Regions from separate parts of the Mus musculus genome. Here region 2 is linked to region 1. A link is a loop called in an ENCODE intact Hi-C map of the cell type or tissue named here. Cell type or tissue: left cerebral cortex. All regions are shown on one strand. Links, peaks and the distances in the headings refer to the core of each region. The heading gives the core; the rest is flanking DNA.

The links. Peaks named below come from ENCODE experiments on the same cell type or tissue, not always from the same donor. Only the 100,000 strongest peaks of a DNase experiment are listed, where the experiment ranks them.
Region 2: it touches region 1 in a loop (2.1-fold over the local background); 4 of 42 quality-filtered maps call a loop at or near these places.

The regions. Positions count from the first base shown.
Region 1 is chr9:119,103,802-119,112,131 of GRCm38, reverse strand. It overlaps Dlec1 (deleted in lung and esophageal cancer 1), which reads right to left. Exons shown (of 37, transcript NM_177117.5): 2 at 6,180-6,330; 3 at 1,921-2,031; 4 at 1-75. Among named protein-coding and RNA genes, the nearest start is that of Dlec1, 5.5 kb to the right of the region's middle. In left cerebral cortex, for the core only: a CTCF peak has its summit at 4,402 (motif pointing left); a DNase peak (open chromatin) is centred at 4,346.
Region 2 is chr9:119,319,424-119,327,753 of GRCm38, reverse strand. Oxsr1 (oxidative-stress responsive 1) reads left to right here and starts at 5,327. Exons shown (of 18, transcript NM_133985.2): 1 at 5,327-5,749. The coding sequence starts at 5,680. In left cerebral cortex, for the core only: a CTCF peak has its summit at 4,684; DNase peaks (open chromatin) are centred at 4,951, 5,276 and 6,111; H3K4me3 peaks cover 2,835 bases; H3K27ac peaks cover 1,970 bases.

The DNA of each region.
Region 1 (8,330 bases), core at 45-8,044:
TGTCCAGCTCTGACTTGCGCAGGAAACGCTGCTCACAGCTAAACGTCAGCTTTGAACATCCAAGGGTGGATTTGTCTGTGGCACCGAGGAAACACACGTTAGTTGTGTCGCCGTAAGGAAGGGCATGTTTCTGTTGTGAGCAAGGAAAGCCACCAGAGCCACAGTCAGGTCACATGCTCCTCAAAGCCTTCAGTCTCGTAACACCAGATATTGCTGTTCAATGCATGAGTTATTCCTGGGACTTATTCCATGTGTTTGAGACATAGGGCTAGGGCTGGAGAGATAGCTCAGTGGTTAAGAGCATTGACTGCTCTTCCAGAGGTTCTGAGTTCAATTCCCTGCTGGGAGTTCAATTCCCAACCACATGGTGACTCATAACCATCTGTAATGGGATCTAATGCGCTCTTCTGTTGTGACTAAAGACAGCTACAGTATACTCATGTAAATAAAAATATCTGAAAAAAATGACACTCTTATAAAGAGAGACAGACAGACAGACAGGCATAGGGCTAGTGGTTAAAATAGCTCTCTGTTTTCCAGCATGGCTAATTGACAAAAACAAGCAAATCATTGCTAAGCACATACCCCAAGTGTGAGCAATGTTTAAAAATAATTTAATTTTTATTTTATGTGCATTGGTGTTGAAGGTGTCACATCCCCTAGAATTGAAGTTAGACTGTCATGAGCTGCCTTCTGGGTTCTGGGAATTTAACCTGGTTCCTCTGAAAGAGCAGCCAGTGCTCTTAGCCACAGAGCCATCTCTCCAGTCCCCCAACCCCACCCCTTTAACTCTTTTCAAGTTTTATTTTTACCATGTCTTATTTATTGGGAGCATGCACATTTCTTCCTACATGTGCGAAGGTCAGAGGGCAACTTTCGGAAGTTAGGCCTGGAGACCAAACTCAGGTCACCTTGGTGACAGGTGCCTTTACCATCTGAGCCATCTCTCTACCCCGTAATGTAAGCAACATTAAAAAACAAACAAATGAACAAACAAACAAACTTATGTGTGGACCCAGCATTTGCTTTTTTTCCCACATCTCTAAGACCACGCTCCCTGGGCTAGACGGGGACTTCTGATACTAGCAAAAGGGTAAAGAGCTGCCCCAGCCCAAGTCTTACTATAATTCCCAGGAAGCGCTCAGGGAGGGAGCAGTCTATATTTCCCAGCCAGGCACTAACAAAGCACTGAAGTGGCTGTGGCAGAGCCTCTCAGCACAGCTGACTCTGCAGTTTCCTTCACCCTCAGGTCCCTACCCCACAACAGGGACAGCTGCAAAGCTCCAAAGAGGTCATGGCAGGGCCCCAGTCCCTGGGACTGCTGGGAGTTTGTCTTTGCTGCCAGGCATGGTTAAAAATGATGCATGCATACAGGCTTCACAGTGACCCTTGGCCCATCCAGCAATGCTTACAAACTCTACCTCCTTGTGTACGGAGGCCTGCACTCGGCTTTCCATTCCTTTGCTCTTAGGGTTTGCCTTCCTGGTTACAGGAAATGGGCCCAGCATCACAGCTTGCCCCCACCCCCACTTTGTTTTCCCCTTCCTCCCTCTTTGTCCCTCTGGCCCATTCTTCTCAATGTTTGAAAAAGCTTCTCCTCTCCTCGGGCTTCAGGAACTTGATTGGTTGTTGATCTGAGTCTCCTGCCCTTCCTTTGCTGGATCATTCAACAACATCTAAACTTTTTTTTTTTTTTTGACTGCTGAGCAGCCAACCGGGCACATCAAATTCCACATGGTGGAGATAGAATATTTGTCTTGAAGGAACTGAACTAAGGAAGATAACAACTATATAAAGGGACAGGAGAGTAACTAAGTAGCAGAAACTAAGTTGCAGCAGGAGTGGGTGAGCTGGGCTGCAAGGGGTGGGGGTGGGGGGGGAGGCATGCCCCGGAGCTCCACCAGAGTGAGGATAGATTACCTTTGGGTGCTGGGCAAAACGGCACGGGATCAGTGTAGTAATCCTCTGTAGAGATTAAGTGATGTTTTCGCATTAACTTGCTGTCTAGACACCACCTGAAGGCTGTCTTCACTGCGGAAGAGAAGGGGACAAAGGTAATTAAGGCAGACCCAGGGACCCATGCCTCCAGCTCCAAGGCTACACTTCCCAGGTGAATTCTTAGAGTCCTGTGGTGAAGGCTTAAGAAACCAATGATTTCTCAGCCCCTCAGTCGAAGCTGACAAGTGGGCCAAGCTGTGCGTGGCCTTAATGGGGTAAAGTGGTACCATATGTGGAGTCCGTGGTGGCATGAGATCAAGTGTGGTAGATGCAACGCAAGCCCCAGTTCTTCGCCCTCTGTGTACATCTGTCCCTCCCAATGCCACTAGCAACAGGGTAACTGCTAGCCCTGAGTGTTTCCAGGTTCCAGGCATCTTATTAAAAGAACTGGAAAGCACAGGCAAACAGCAAAGCTGCAAGGACAGAGAGACACAGGGACGGGGCGCCCCACACTGTAAGGGCTCCCTGATTTAGAGCACCCAAGGGCCTTGCCTATTGTTTAGGGCTTCTTTTGTGGAGTCCAGGAGGAGGAGTTGGTGGCCAGGGGGTGACCTGTGAGTGGGTCTCGGTTTCCGTTGATAGATGTGGATTATACAAGCCTTCCTTTCTTGTCCATGTCCTTTCCCATGATGCATCTGATTTTAAACATCTGTGTGCCTAATTATGCTTATGAATAAGATGATCCATAGGAAATTTTCTGTAAAATTTCACTTAGAGGACAGTTTCCCTTAACCATACATGGACCTTGAAATTGGCTCAGGCTCCCTCTAGTTTTTGGACATGTTCCAAGACATATATGGCAACAGGGAATTATTGTTGGGGGTGGGGTGGTGGTATTCATTGCATTGTTTGGAGTGGGGTGTACATGTAGCTTGATGCAGGTGTGTGGGGGTGTCTCAGGTTGTTCACTGTTAGGAAGGCAGCCTGTGTTTTGTCTCAGGCCAGGCAAGCGTTCTGAGTTGCTAGGCAGTCCCTATGACTCTTGCAGCAATACAGTGTCACTCTTTGCCTTTCACTTTGGCCAAATCATGGTGGCAAGGGTTTGAGATGTGCTGGTATGGTGAACTCTGGACATCAGCAGAGAAGAACTTCCTTGTCTCTTCATCTCAGACACCAGCATAAAAGCCACATGGAGAATAGCTGAGCCTGATCTATAGCAAGCAATAACCATAGCTTCACCCAACTCACATCGACCTAATGACACACCAGAGAAAGCCACTTATACTGTTGAGTGGAAGTTGATGTTTGCAATTGATGACCCCAAAAAAAGATAGTAAACACACACACATTATAATATATAATATGTAATATATAATATGTAACATGCAACACATGATATATTTTATAATATATCATATCATGTTGTATAACATACAATATAATTAATATATACTATATACGGTTTATAACACTATTGTCTAGAAACACCAACTAGAAATGGGTACCTTTGGCAAGTGACATAATGGAGGTGTGATCTTATTCTGGCAGATGTGAGGAGGATGGTTTTGTTAAAACAGACTTTCGCTGCATTTTAATTACATGTGTTTGTTTTTTTAGTGCGTGTCTGTGGGGGGCCTGTAGGTGCCACGGTGCATGTGTGGAGGTCAGAGGACAACTTGCAGGAGTCAGTTGGCCTCCTATCAGCGGGTCCTGAGGTTTGAACTCTGTCTGCCAGGCATTACACACTGAGCCATCTGCTAGCTTTGGACTCTGGAGTAGTTAAAAACTTGCACACAAACTGAGAAGGCCTGAGTTTCCATGTCCCTCTGCCCCTGTGCGTGTGTAGCTTTATCTGTTACTGTCGTCTTCCCAAGAACAGCACGCTTGTTGCCAACAGTGAGCCTCCGCTGACATGCCACCACCACGCAAAGCCCACGTTTTAAGAGAGAATGCACCCGTCGTGTTACAGTCTGTGTTTACACAAATCTATAATGCTATGTATGGGGGGAGTCTTCTTGTGCTGTGTTAGAAGTTCCTCTAGGGACCAGGATGCAGCCCAGTTGGTAGAGTAGCTGCCTGGCATGCATAAAGCCCTGGGGTCGATTCCCAGCATCCGGCGATAAAGGTGACAAAGTGAGCAATATTATCTGCCCTCATGGGTGCTGACAAGGATCAGGAGATTTGGCCTACAGTTAACAATCAGAGCTTGAAGCAGAAACTGCTCTGGGCATGGCAAACAGGAGGGCGTTGAGTACAAAGTATCCAAGGGCTGAAGAGGGAAAGGCCAGGGAACCTCCATGAACAATAGCAGTTGGCATCCCTGAAAGCAGTACGTCATCTGAAGGCAGCTCCAAAATAGCCTGGCTGGAGAGATGGCAGGGCTAAGGGAGCTTGCTGTTCCTGCACATGTCTGGTGACTCACAAACTGCCTAGGACTCCAGCTGCTGGGGCTCTGCCACCCTCTTCTGGCCTCTGTGGGTAACTACATTCATGTGCATAGACCCATCTAGATACACATGTATAGATAACTAAAATTCAATCGGTCAATCAGTGGACAAAAATCCTGATAGCCAGTAAATAACCCACAAGTTACTTCTTGGGCCTCATGGTCTCTTCTTCCGGAACTCCCTGGGGTCCTTTCCTGATGGATCCTGGAACTACAGAAGGTGCGATTTTGGAAGTGATGGCCCCGACCCCTCCTTTGGTAAGGAAGACTTGGGTGGAATGGATACCATCCAGCCTAGTTTCAGGAGGTTTAATGATGACCACATGTCAGGAGGAAGGAAGGACAGTCCTCCTTTCAAACTTTCTTCTCCGTCCTCCCAGGGTGCGGGGGTCATGGTGGGTTTTGGCCTTTGTTTTTCAAGCTGGCGTAGAAACTAATGGACTCCTATATAATATTTTACACACATATCATTGCACATCTTCAAGGCAGCTTTAAAAAAGATTTTTAAGAGAGTGTGTATACATGTGTGTGTATATGTGTATGTATGTGTATGCAGCTGTGTGTTTGTTTGTATACATGTATGTGCATGTGCGTACATGTATGCACATGTGCATGTGTGTTCACATATGTGTGTATGTGTATGCATGTGAGTGCATGCCTTGATGGGGTAGGTAGGGAGAGCAATGCTGACAAAGGCCAGAGGTAGAGTTATCCGTGGTTATGAGCTTGGAATTGAACTCAGGTCCTCTGCAAAAGTGGGCCATGCTCTTCCACTGAGCCTTCTCTCTAGCCCTCACCAAGTCAGTTTCTCTAGCACATCTTGGAAGAGTCTCTTTCCATACCCGACCTGGACCTGTAAAAGCCTTGCCCTCATGATGGTCTTCCTCCTTCTGGGATGGAAGGCCTCACTGACCCTATGGCTACCGAGCACAGCTCTGCGAGGAGCTGCTTGCTTGTTCCAATCCGCAGAAGCCAGTGTAGAGCAGTGGCCAGCAAGAGCAAGAATGAGCACACAAGCCGTCCACCCATATGGAGCAGTGAAAGGTTCCTCACCTTGTGACAGGGAGAGGCGCTCTGTGCCTGGGATAAAAAAAGGCAGCTGGCTGTCTCCATCATTGGTTCTGTACATGGGAAATGTGCCCTGGGGTTGCCTGGCCTGCCCTGAGTTGCAGGGACCAGATGGATGTCTGTAAAGATGATCTGGGGTTTTTTTTTCCCCTCTACCACGTTTGAATATAAAAGAAAGAGGGCTGGAGAGATGGCTCAGCGGTTAAGAGCACTGACTGCTCTTCCAGAGGTCCTGAGTCCAATTCCCAGCAACCACACGGTGGGCTCACAACCATCTGTAATGGGATCTGATACCCTCTTCTGGTGTGTCTGAAGACAGCTACAGTGTATTCATATACCTAAAATAAATAAATAATTCTTTGAAAAAGCACTTGCAAGATGGAGACAGGCAAATTCCTGGGGCTCACTGGCCGGCCAGCCCAGCCTACCTGGCAAGTTTGACAGGAAAGGTCAGAGGAGAGGAAGCTATGGTTTGGCTGCTGGAACCTAAATGAGATCTCTGGGTCAGGGACCGATGTTGCACCATGGCTTAGAGAGTCACATGCTGGCCGTGTGGGACCATGCACACTGAAGTGCTTTGTACTGGTTGGGCTGTCAGGTCTGCAATTTTCTCTGCCGATGTTCAGAACAGAACAGTGGCGTGAATATAGTACAATACCAACAGCTGCAGAGGTGGAGGTAGGCTGGTAGACAGACAGACAGACAGACAGACACACTTCACACCTACCTGGGGGCAGTTTGACAGGGGTCTCCACAACCTGTAGTCTGCTCTGTTTGGTGGTGTGTTCTGTTTCTGCAATATCCCGTGCACGGGCCTGCATGATATGTCTCTCCAACATGGCGGCTTCATCCAGACGCTGTTTATAGATGGCTCGCGCCTGCGAATGGGCATTCAAAAATGCATGGAAATCTGACAAGATCCTACATTTTGTCTCTACCCTGTGCCTCTCCACATCAGGGCTTTCAGCCAAGCACAGCTAGCTACACAACTATCAAAACCCTCTGGTCCAACCCACCAGACTGAACTCTGAGGTCACGGGAAGGGACTGGCAGTCCCACAAGTGTGCTCAGTAAGAGCCAAGCTCGGTCCTCTCCCTCTCGGTTACACAGTCAAGAGAGCTGCTGCCCACACTGGGAAATGCAAACCCATTTGGGTACAACAGAGTAAGGCTACCCAGATCTTGATTCAGGCAAGGCCCGGTCTAAGTCCATTAAACATAGCCAGTGGGCAGCCTCCAGCTGGCAGCCTCTATTCAAGCTGTCGGGAAGGGCTCACCAAGATGGCATCCTCTTTTGTAGAATCCACATCAGTGTACATGAAACCATGGGTCAAAGAGAAATGTAGTTGGGTGATGTGCTACCCAGAGAAATGCACTGCTTTTATCTTATTTTTTTATTTTTTGAGAAGGCTGTAAAGATGACTCTGCTCTTAACAGTACTTGTGTTGGTCTTCCAGAGGACCGTGTTCGGTTCCTAGTACCCATGCCAGCCAGCTCACAACTGCTTGTACCTACAGGCCCAAGGGAATTGAAAATTGTCTTCTGGCCTCCACACACATGTTTAAACACACAGAGAGACACACATACATACACACAAATGAAAAATAGTTTTAAATGTTGTGTGTCTGTTTTAAATGTATGCGCGCGTACATGCACATGCAGAGACTGGAGGAGAGTATTAGGGGCTCTGTTTTATCGCCCTTCACCTTATTCTCTTGAGACAGGGTCTCTCGCTGAACTTGGGAGTAGGCTTGATGGCCAGCCCTCCCAGTAGTCCCCTACCTCCACCTTAGACAACGTTGTGTTACAGGCAGGCATCCGCCATGCCCACTTTTAATATGTGTGCTAGGCCCTGAACTTGGGTCACAAACTCACTGAACCCACTCTCCAGGCCCCAACCTACAGAACTTTCCAAGTCACTGGGTCCCTGTGTCACCTCCTTCACCTTCTGTGACTCAATCCTGCTTTCTTTTTTTTTTTAACCCTTGCAAACCTCGCACCCCCAAACTCTGCCATGTTGGCATCAAGAGGTCCAACCTGGCTGCCCCAGCCTTTGCTTCAACTTCAAGAATGCTTAGATTGACAAGCCAGTCAGCCATGCTCCTAGCATCTATTCTCGTACTGGAAGCTAAGTATTCACAGGGCTGGGGCTACTAAGACGGTAGCGCACGGAGCGAACGCTCCTCGGTGTTTTGCTAGGCCTCAGACTTTAGTCACTCTTATTGTTTTCCATTTGTTTATCTATTTGGGGGCATGCATGCTATGGCGAGCTTATGCATGTCAGAGGACAACTCACAGAAGTCCATTCTCTCCTGTCCTGTGGGTCCAGGGTAGATAAAACTCTGGTCATTGGGCTCAGCAGCAATGCCTTGACCCAAAGAGCCACCTCTTCAGCCCTAGCCATTCTTTAAAGTAGATGAATGGGTATACAGTGGAAGAAAGGAGGTGGTGGCCGAGTCTTCTTGTAGACAGAAAACCTCCTCTGAGAAAGCAGAACTGGGACAAGCCTTGAACATCAAGTACTGTGAGTAAGTCCAGCGGGCTGTACCTTGGACTTTCCAGGACGCCCTGATCCTAATACTTGGGTGTGAGAGTCGGGACCCCACCCAAAGCCATCAGTTAATGGCTCTTCACTGAAGTAAGTCCCTTGATCCCCCAAGTCATACAAATGCCATGTAACGGAGGCAGGGTTCAAGCCCCAGTACGGGGTTTTGAGCTTAATCATCAGACCGTGCAGTGTTTCTGTAGACAGAACTGCGAAAGACCAACAGCCAGTGAGGCTGTGTGGCGCTCTGAGCAAGAGAGCCTGGTGCTTTCAACAATTTCTGTGGGTAGAGAAGCCCCGTTTCACAACAATTGAGATCCATAACCATCAAAAG
Region 2 (8,330 bases), core at 71-8,070, 220 kb before region 1:
AGAAGGTGTAGCCCAGGTTAAAGGTGTTTTCCACTACACCTTTAATCCCAGATGACCTTGAACTCAGAGATTTAATCTTCTGGAATCCATAGCCACTAAGCCTCAAGATCTCCATACCAAGATTCAGATCAGAAACTTCTATCTCCCAGCTTCCAGATAAGGGTCATTGGTGAGGCTTCCAATTCTGGATTGTAGTTCATTCCAAATATAGTCAAGGGGCTGGTGAGATGGCTCAGTGGGTAAGAGCACCCGACTGCTCTTCCGAAGGTCCGGAGTTCAAATCCCAGCAACCACATGGTGGCTCACAACCATCTGTAACAAGATCTGACGCCCTCTTCTGGAGTGTCTGAAGACAGCTACAGTGTACTTACATATAATAAATAAATAAATCTTTAAAAAAATATATAGTCAAGTTGACAACCAGGAATAGCCACTACACCTACTAACCCTGTAATGGGTAATGTTGACAGCACCTAGGAACCGGCCACCTCAACCAAATATTTCCCATTTTGCATTCAATTAGCCTGAATTAATTAAGCTGCTTTGGTGCAAGGTTGGAAGAACCTGGCACTCTTCTCTAGCTCAGAGCCCAGTTTGATGCTGAGACTCCACTGTGGGCATGGACTTATTATTTGTCCCCTAAAATTCCCTTTACACTTACCCTGCATGTCCTAACTGTCTGTCCCTGTGGACATTTGTGATCTGGATTCACCAAGATGACAGTCCCTCACTGGGCTCCAGATTCCTAGCTTAGGTGCTTTCCTCCACAGTCAGTTCATGTGGTTGATCAACAAACACTCTGACCTAACATGTTCTTCTGTAGGGTATTATGTCAAACACAAAGCAGAGAGCACTCCCAAGTGGGGTATGGTTATTGTCTCTTCTCGTGAGGAGGGATGACATCACATCTCATGTAACATGTAATAAGGACTCTATGGGAGGGACAAATCCAGAATACTATAATTGGCCCCTGGCCTGATAGGGAATTGAGAAAAACAGCTCATGACAGAGACATGACATCATGCTTTAAAAAAATATATTCATGGGGTGGGGCTCAGTGGTTCAGTGCCTACCCAGGATCTGTGAAGTCCTTAGTTCAATCCCTGGTACTGCCAGAAAGGGAAAAAAAAAATCAGATTCCTCATAGGGGTTACCCACTAATTTCTAGACTTCAAAAGCAGTTTTACTTAAAAAGCCCATAAACCTTGAATTCTAATCATTACATAACTACATGCTATTACCCAAGACATCACTGGTCTCGAAATCTGTCTTTCCCTCTCCATTCTGCAGATGCTAATGGCAAAACTCAGTGCATGCAGCTGCTTCAACGAGAAAGCATGAATATTCTTTTACATCCAGTTTCTCAGTCCAGGGATAGATGGTGGTAGGTCATGTTCTTTGGCCTGTTGCAGAGTTTGCCTTCTGAGAGTCTTGGTACATGAAACACATCTGTAGCTGCCTGTGTGCTCTCTGAACCCACAAGCTTGCTTTTCTAGGCACTGAGCTGTGGAGGAGTGTGGGAGAGTTAACACTATAAGGGCAAAGATACTCCTGATTAATATCTCACCTTCTGTGTGGTCCTGAGGATTGGCATTCGTGAATGCTAGGCTAGCAAGAACTGCACCGTCAGCCACACTCTCAGCCCTTCCTTGTTTCTAGTCTCTTAATACAACAATTTTGAGATGTGTCTGCCTTTCTTTCTTTCTTTCTTTCTTTCTTTCTTTCTTTCTTTCTTTCTTTCTTTCTTTCTTTTGTTTTTTAAAAGATTTATTTATTTTAATGTTTGTTTATTTATTTATTTATTATATGTAAGAACACTGTAGCTGTCTTCAGACACTCCAGAAGAGGGCATCAGATTATTTATTTATTTATTTATTTATTTATTTATTATATGTAAGTACACTGTAGCTGTCTTCAGACACTCCAGAAGAGGGCATCAGATTATTTATTTATTTATTTATTTATGTATTTATTTATTATACGTAAGTACACTGTAGCTGTCTTCAGACACTCCAGAAGAGGGCATCAGATTTCGTTATGGATGGTTGTGAGCCACCATGTGGTTGCTGGGATTTGAACTCAGGGCCTTTGGAAGAGCAGTCAGCGCTCTTACCCGCTGAGCCATCTCACCAGCCCGCCTGCTTGCTTGCTTTCTTTCTTTCTTTCTTTCTTTCTTTCTTTCTTTCTTTCTTTCTTTCTTTCCTTCCTTCCTTCCTTCCTTCCTTCCTTCCTTCCTTCCTTCCTTCGTCCTTTAGACAGGGTTTCTCTGTGTAGCCCTGGTTGTCCTGGAACTCACTCTGTAGACCATGCTGGCCTGGAAAAAGAGATCTACCTGCCTCCATCTCCTGAGTGCTGGGATTAGAGACGTATGCCATCACCATCTGGCTGTGTTGTGTTGTTTTTTAGGTTACACAAAGAAGAATGAAGCCCATCACCCACACACTAAGCCCTGATTAATAATATCCATCAACAATTATCCTTCTCTTCTCTCAACTCTTCCATTCTTTAGAGAGCCTCTTTGGGTTGCCCTTAAATAAACTTTGCACTCAAATTCTGGTCCTAGAGCTTGATTTGGGAGGAAGGGAACTGAACCAACACAAGAATGCCTTGAGAATGTGGGGAAAAACAGATTCTCTTCCTGTGAAAAATATGCCATACTCTCAAGAAACCAGGGTGGGATATGGGGAATATTTGAATATAAGGATCAGGGTTCCAGAACCATTCCACATTTCCTTTCCTCTCTTCCTCTAAATGATTATCAAGGGAGTCACAGGCATAAGTGGGAGAAAACCATAATTTTACTAATAGTTTCAAAAGCAGATTTCTGAGTTTGAGTCCATCCTGGTCTACAAAGTGAGTTCCAGGGTAGCCAGGGCTAACAGAGAAACCTTGTCTCGAAAAACCAACAAAACAAAACAAAACAAACAAAAAACTCAACAAAACAAAACAACAACAACAAAAAAACCAAAAAATCCTCCTCCTATTTAAAGCACACTTTACATAGCTGGCTCCCTTTGCTCCGGGTTCGCTGAGGTGATGTCACGGCGTCACGGTCACACCCTTGAGACATGCAAGCTGCGCCTTTCCTGTATGGTGCTTTATGATTTATAAGTACTTATTTTTTTTAAGTTTTATTTATTTTATGTATGTGAGTACATTGTAGTTCTCTTCGGACATACCAGAGAAGGGCATTGGATCCCATTGCAGACAGTTGTGAGCCACCATGTGGTTGCTGGGAATTGAACTCAGAACCTCTGGAAGTGCCAGTGCTCTTAACTGCTGAGCCATCTCTCCAGCCCAATTACTTAACTATTAACTTAAATGCTCCCTACTGCTTACTACAAAAACTCCATACTCCAGCAAAAAAAAAAAAAAAAAAAAAAAAGGGGGGTGGGGGGACTAAGTCCCTGATCACTGTTGTGAGAGTGCTCACATGCAAGATATTTTAAAGGCTGAATCTTGCTTGAGCTTATGGCCTCAAATACCCAATTCCTGGCTTCCTTCCTCATTAAAATCATGGTATTTTAACCTCGACTAGGCCACAGAAAGTCAGGGACAGGGGAAACAAAATGACCAGATTTATAGAGAAGGTTCCTGCTCTACCAATCCACTGAGGTACATGAATGAGGAGGTAAGCAAGAACACATTAATGAATGCACTATAATGTTATCTAATAATAATTAAGACCCAGTATCTTGAAATTTCACCATGAAACTGGTAGTTCCTTTTCTTGGGGGAAGGGGAAAGAAGGCAGTCCCAAATTCTAAGTTATATAATTTATTTTCATGGTAATGAAAGAAAATTGTAAAGTGTATCCGTGGTCCACAGAGCCCAACAATTCCAGATTATTTTTGGCTTATTGGTTTTCTATTGGTACACACCATGAAGAGTTCCAATCTGTCCCCACTTCCTCTCGATGTTACTTTTATTCTTCTTCCAGCAAGAAAAAGTTATCACACGCACTAAATGTGTCACAAGTAGTGGCTGCAACAAATTTCTTCCTTCCTTCCTTCCTTATTTTTTTTTTTAAAGATTTTATTTATTTTATATATATGAGTACACTGTAGCTGTATTTAGACATACCAAATGAGGGCATTGGATCCCATTTCAGATGGTTGTGAGCCACCATGTGGTTGCTGGGAATTGACCTCAGGACCTCTGGAAGAGCAGTCAGTGCTCTCAACCACTGAGCCATTTCTCCAGCCCTGAAACACATTTCTACAGCAAGACCTTGCACCTTTGCCGGGTCTGGAATATTCTGTCCTCCCATTTTCTGTTTGCTGAGATCCCCTTAGCACTGTAAGGTCTGGCCCAAATGGGACCTCTTCTTGAGATGTTCCATAAGTCCTATCAACCAGACGCGCTCATGGCCTTCCCACCGAAGAGCTCAGCAGTGCTGCTCAGCTGAACACTTTGTCCGCAGCGACCCTGTCCAGGTTGATGTTTTAATGTTTTGTTTCACCAAAGCGCGATCTTCTAAGGCCAAGAAAACGGAACTTATTTTTGTGAAGATGACAAAAGCCAGGGCCGGGGGCCTAGAGCTGACCCCTAAGTCGCGTGACAGAAACCACTGAACAGTCAAGGCGCTGCCTGGGCAGAGACAACTAACCTAGGTCCCAGGCAGGTGCTGTTTCTTTAGACCCGAAGCGGAGAAAAGACAGAAACCGCTTCCTCCCGGATCCTGGAGGCGGCGCTGAGTACTTCCGCCTTAGGAAAAAAAAAAATGTCATCACGGGCCGAGCTTCCGGCTCCACTCGGGAGCCCGCAAGACCTTTTATCCTAGTTGGCCTTCGTCCGCGCACCCCACCCGGCCGCTCCCTCGGGCTTCTCCACACCCCGGGGCGCGGTTTGCACGTCTCGAGGGTGTGACCGTGACGCCGTGACGTCACCTCAGCGAACCCGGTCCTGAAAGGTTTTGGCGCTCGGTAGGAACTGGGAGTCAAGTTCCCGGAGGCGGGACTAACATATGACTGATGTCCACACGCTCCAGTTGCCGTTCTCATGCTTTCTCAAACCAACCAATGAATGCAAAGCAGAGAGGGCAACGCCCCTCCCTCAGCTTCTAGAGGAAGCGCCGCTCCTTCGGTTTAGCACTCAGTGGCCGCCATGCTTGGTGTGGCTCCTCGTTCTGCGGCAGTTTGCTCTGTTTTGGCTTTCAGACGCCCTCAGTGAACTCCTCCACGAGCACTTCTGCTCTCTAACTATCGACTTCCACTCTTTCCGGCTTCCTTCTCGCTTGCCTCTTGTCCGGCCACACTCAAGATGGCGGCCGGGGGGCGGCGAGCCGCGGCCAGGCTTCCCCGGCGTGGTGACGTCAGCGCGCTGCGTGTCGGCAGGTGGAGGGAGAAGGGAAAGTTTGGCCCGTGCTTGGGGTTCGGGTGGAGGGCGGGACGGAGGGGCAGGGCTGGGTAGAAGCTTGTTTCGCGGTGCCGCGGAGGTTAAGGCCGGCTCGTGGGCTGGGCCGGGGACTGCGGGACGCGGAGCCGCGGGAGGCGAGGTCGGTCGCAGCCGCGCGTCTCCGCCTCGGGGCCGCGCTTGACCCGCGCGCCCCGGCGTTGTGCGCCCCAAGGCTGGGCCAAGCGGCGGGTTGGGGGCGGCGGCTGGGCGTGGGGAGGCGCGCGGCGAGGTGACCTGAGAGCCCGGAGCGTGAGGAGCACGGAGCCAGGCGCTGCAGCCGTCATGTCCGAGGACTCGAGCGCCCTGCCCTGGTCCATCAACAGGGACGACTACGAGCTGCAGGAGGTGATAGGTGAGAGCCGAGGGGCGACGCGCCGGGGTTCTGGGCCCGAGCCTTGCTGGGCACTGGTGCGAGCCGTGCGCCTAGGGTGGGGCTCCCTTCGGAGGGAGAAGCGTACCTGAGACAGATGCGTCCTGTGCAGAAGAGCCATGTGGATGGGCGGCAGGCCTGGCTCAGGGGGCACTAGGGTCCGTGGGCAGAGCCGCGTGGCTCTGGGATTGTGGGGTCTGTGCACTTGAGTCCATCCCTGCATCCACGCGACGATGCACTATTTCGCAGGTGTGAGGCTGAGGGCAGCTCCAGGTACCGGTGCTGAGCAGGTTAGACCCGCCTCTAGCTCTTTACAACTGACTTCTCAGATCCCGGAGGCAGACGTCAACTACATAGAAAGAATGGGAAAAGCGGTAACAGGTCTCAGTAGGTGGCCGGAAGGAACCGGGCAAGATGTTATAAGGAGTGGTTTGAACAAGTTACGTGATTTCAAGGAAAAGTTGAGCCCTCAAAGCGAGTCGGAGGAAGATCGCCTTTCCCCCTCCATTGAGGAATAAGAAAATACTTAGACTCTGAGGAGAGAGAGAGTGCTTGATAAGTTGAGGGACCAGAAAGAGGGCACACATTAGTCTCAGGGACCTTTAAAGCTATGGTAAAGATTTGGAGTTTCAAGTTGTCCTTGGAGGGCTTCAACTAGGGACCATGGCTCGCTCCATAAATCTGGCTATTATGTGTGAAGTGGCCCTGAATAAGATCCGAGAATACCAGTTGGTCGACAGCAAGCATGGATTGTTACTCTCAGAGGTGCAGCGTGCTTGAGGAGGTTAAGCGGCTAGGGATGAGGGAGAGTTTGTAGCCCAGCAGTAATGCAGTGGCCATAGAAATCGAAGGGAAATGGGTTTAGCAAAACAAAGGCTTAATCAGCAGACCACTGTTTGTTGGAAGAAGTCTGTCTACACTGATAGCATTCTACCTTAAAATTAGCTTTACAATAGAGACCTGCCAAAAATCCCAGAGCTTCCTTAAAGGTGCCAGTGTTTATTTCTCGGTGTTAAGGAGAGCAAAAACAAAAAGCCACCAAATTTCGTTGTAGGTCTCTGTGTGGCTCTGTGTAGGTTTATGTGCTCGTGTAAAGGCTAGCTTTTCACGTTCTTTTTTTGTTTGTTTCTTAGCTTTTTTTGGGGGGGGGGTGGAGGGGGAGGAGAAGGATAGGGTTTCTCTGTGTAGCCCTGGCTGTCCTGGAACTCACTTTGTAGACCAAGCTGGCCTTGAACTCAGAAATCCGCCTGCCTCTGCCTCCCAAATGCTGGAATCAAAGGCGTGCGGTGCGCCACCACACCCGGCTTTCCCTTGCTTTTTGATGAGTCTCTTTAGTTGATCCGGAACTTACCTTTTGACTAGATTCCTAAGACGCCTGAGTCCTCCTGTCTCTGCCTGGAAGCACTTGGATTTCAGGCTCTTTCTAGGATCCCTGGGCCTCCCACTTCACATGGGGGCTGGGGATCCAAACTCAGGTTGCTAGTGTTCACTCAGCACACATTCTACACTGAGCTATCTCCCCAGCCCCCTCCTCCCCCCCCCCCCCGTTTTTTTTTTTTTTTTTAAAGGCAGGTCTCTGGTTGCTCAACTTGGCATCAGATTTGCTGTGTAGGTAAGATGGTTGCCATTTCTCTACATTTCAGCTTTATGCTTTCTCTGCCAAGCCTGATGACCTGAGTTCCATTCCTGGGACACTAGCGGAAGAAGGAGAAGCTTATATCCCCCCCAACCCCCAAGTGCAATGAAACATAAAAGATGCTTCATCTTTAAGTCACTTCATAGGTCTGTCCTTGCTGCATATTGGGTCTTTGACTGGTTGAACTAGGCATGTCTCTGTTTTTGTAAAGACGCTCTTGATTGGTTGTTTCTTGGGAACTTACTTTCATAATGAAGAGAGAGTTTAAATGGGAGACTCCAGAGTGATGTCAGAAAAATAAAGAAAGGGGATTCTGTTATTCTGGAAGAGTAACATTGTTCTTCCCTTCTGGTGGGGTGTGCATCCCTTCTGGTTGTCTACAGCTAGAGGACTGGTTATAGTTATCATCCCTGATGCTTCTGCTCTTCAGCTACAAACTCTGAGAGCTGCAAGGGCTGTGGAGATGGAGTGACACTAAGTTTGCCCAATGATAACTATAGAACAGGATGTCTTAGTGGGCAGTACAGAGGGAGTCTGGTAGTTCTGAGAGTAGATTCACACCCCACTCATAGAGTGGTCCATGGTTCGTCACAGGTTAAGAATGCCAGTGTGATTGGGTCACCTTTTACAAAACAACCTGCCAGCTGGAGAGATGGCTTAGAAGTTAAGAGCATTTACTACTCTTTTAGAGGACCTGAGTTTGGTTCCTAGCACCAATATCAGGGGCCTCACAGCCGTCTGCAATAGAAACTCGGGGAGATCAGATTGTTTTTGGCCTCAGGCACCTGCACATACATGACATTTGAATATAGATATGCACATATACACAGGAATGAAAAATAAAAATAATTTTTTTACCATGAATTCCAGTCATAACGTGATTTTTTCTTTTAGTATGTTTACCGTGTAACCATCATACCATCCAGC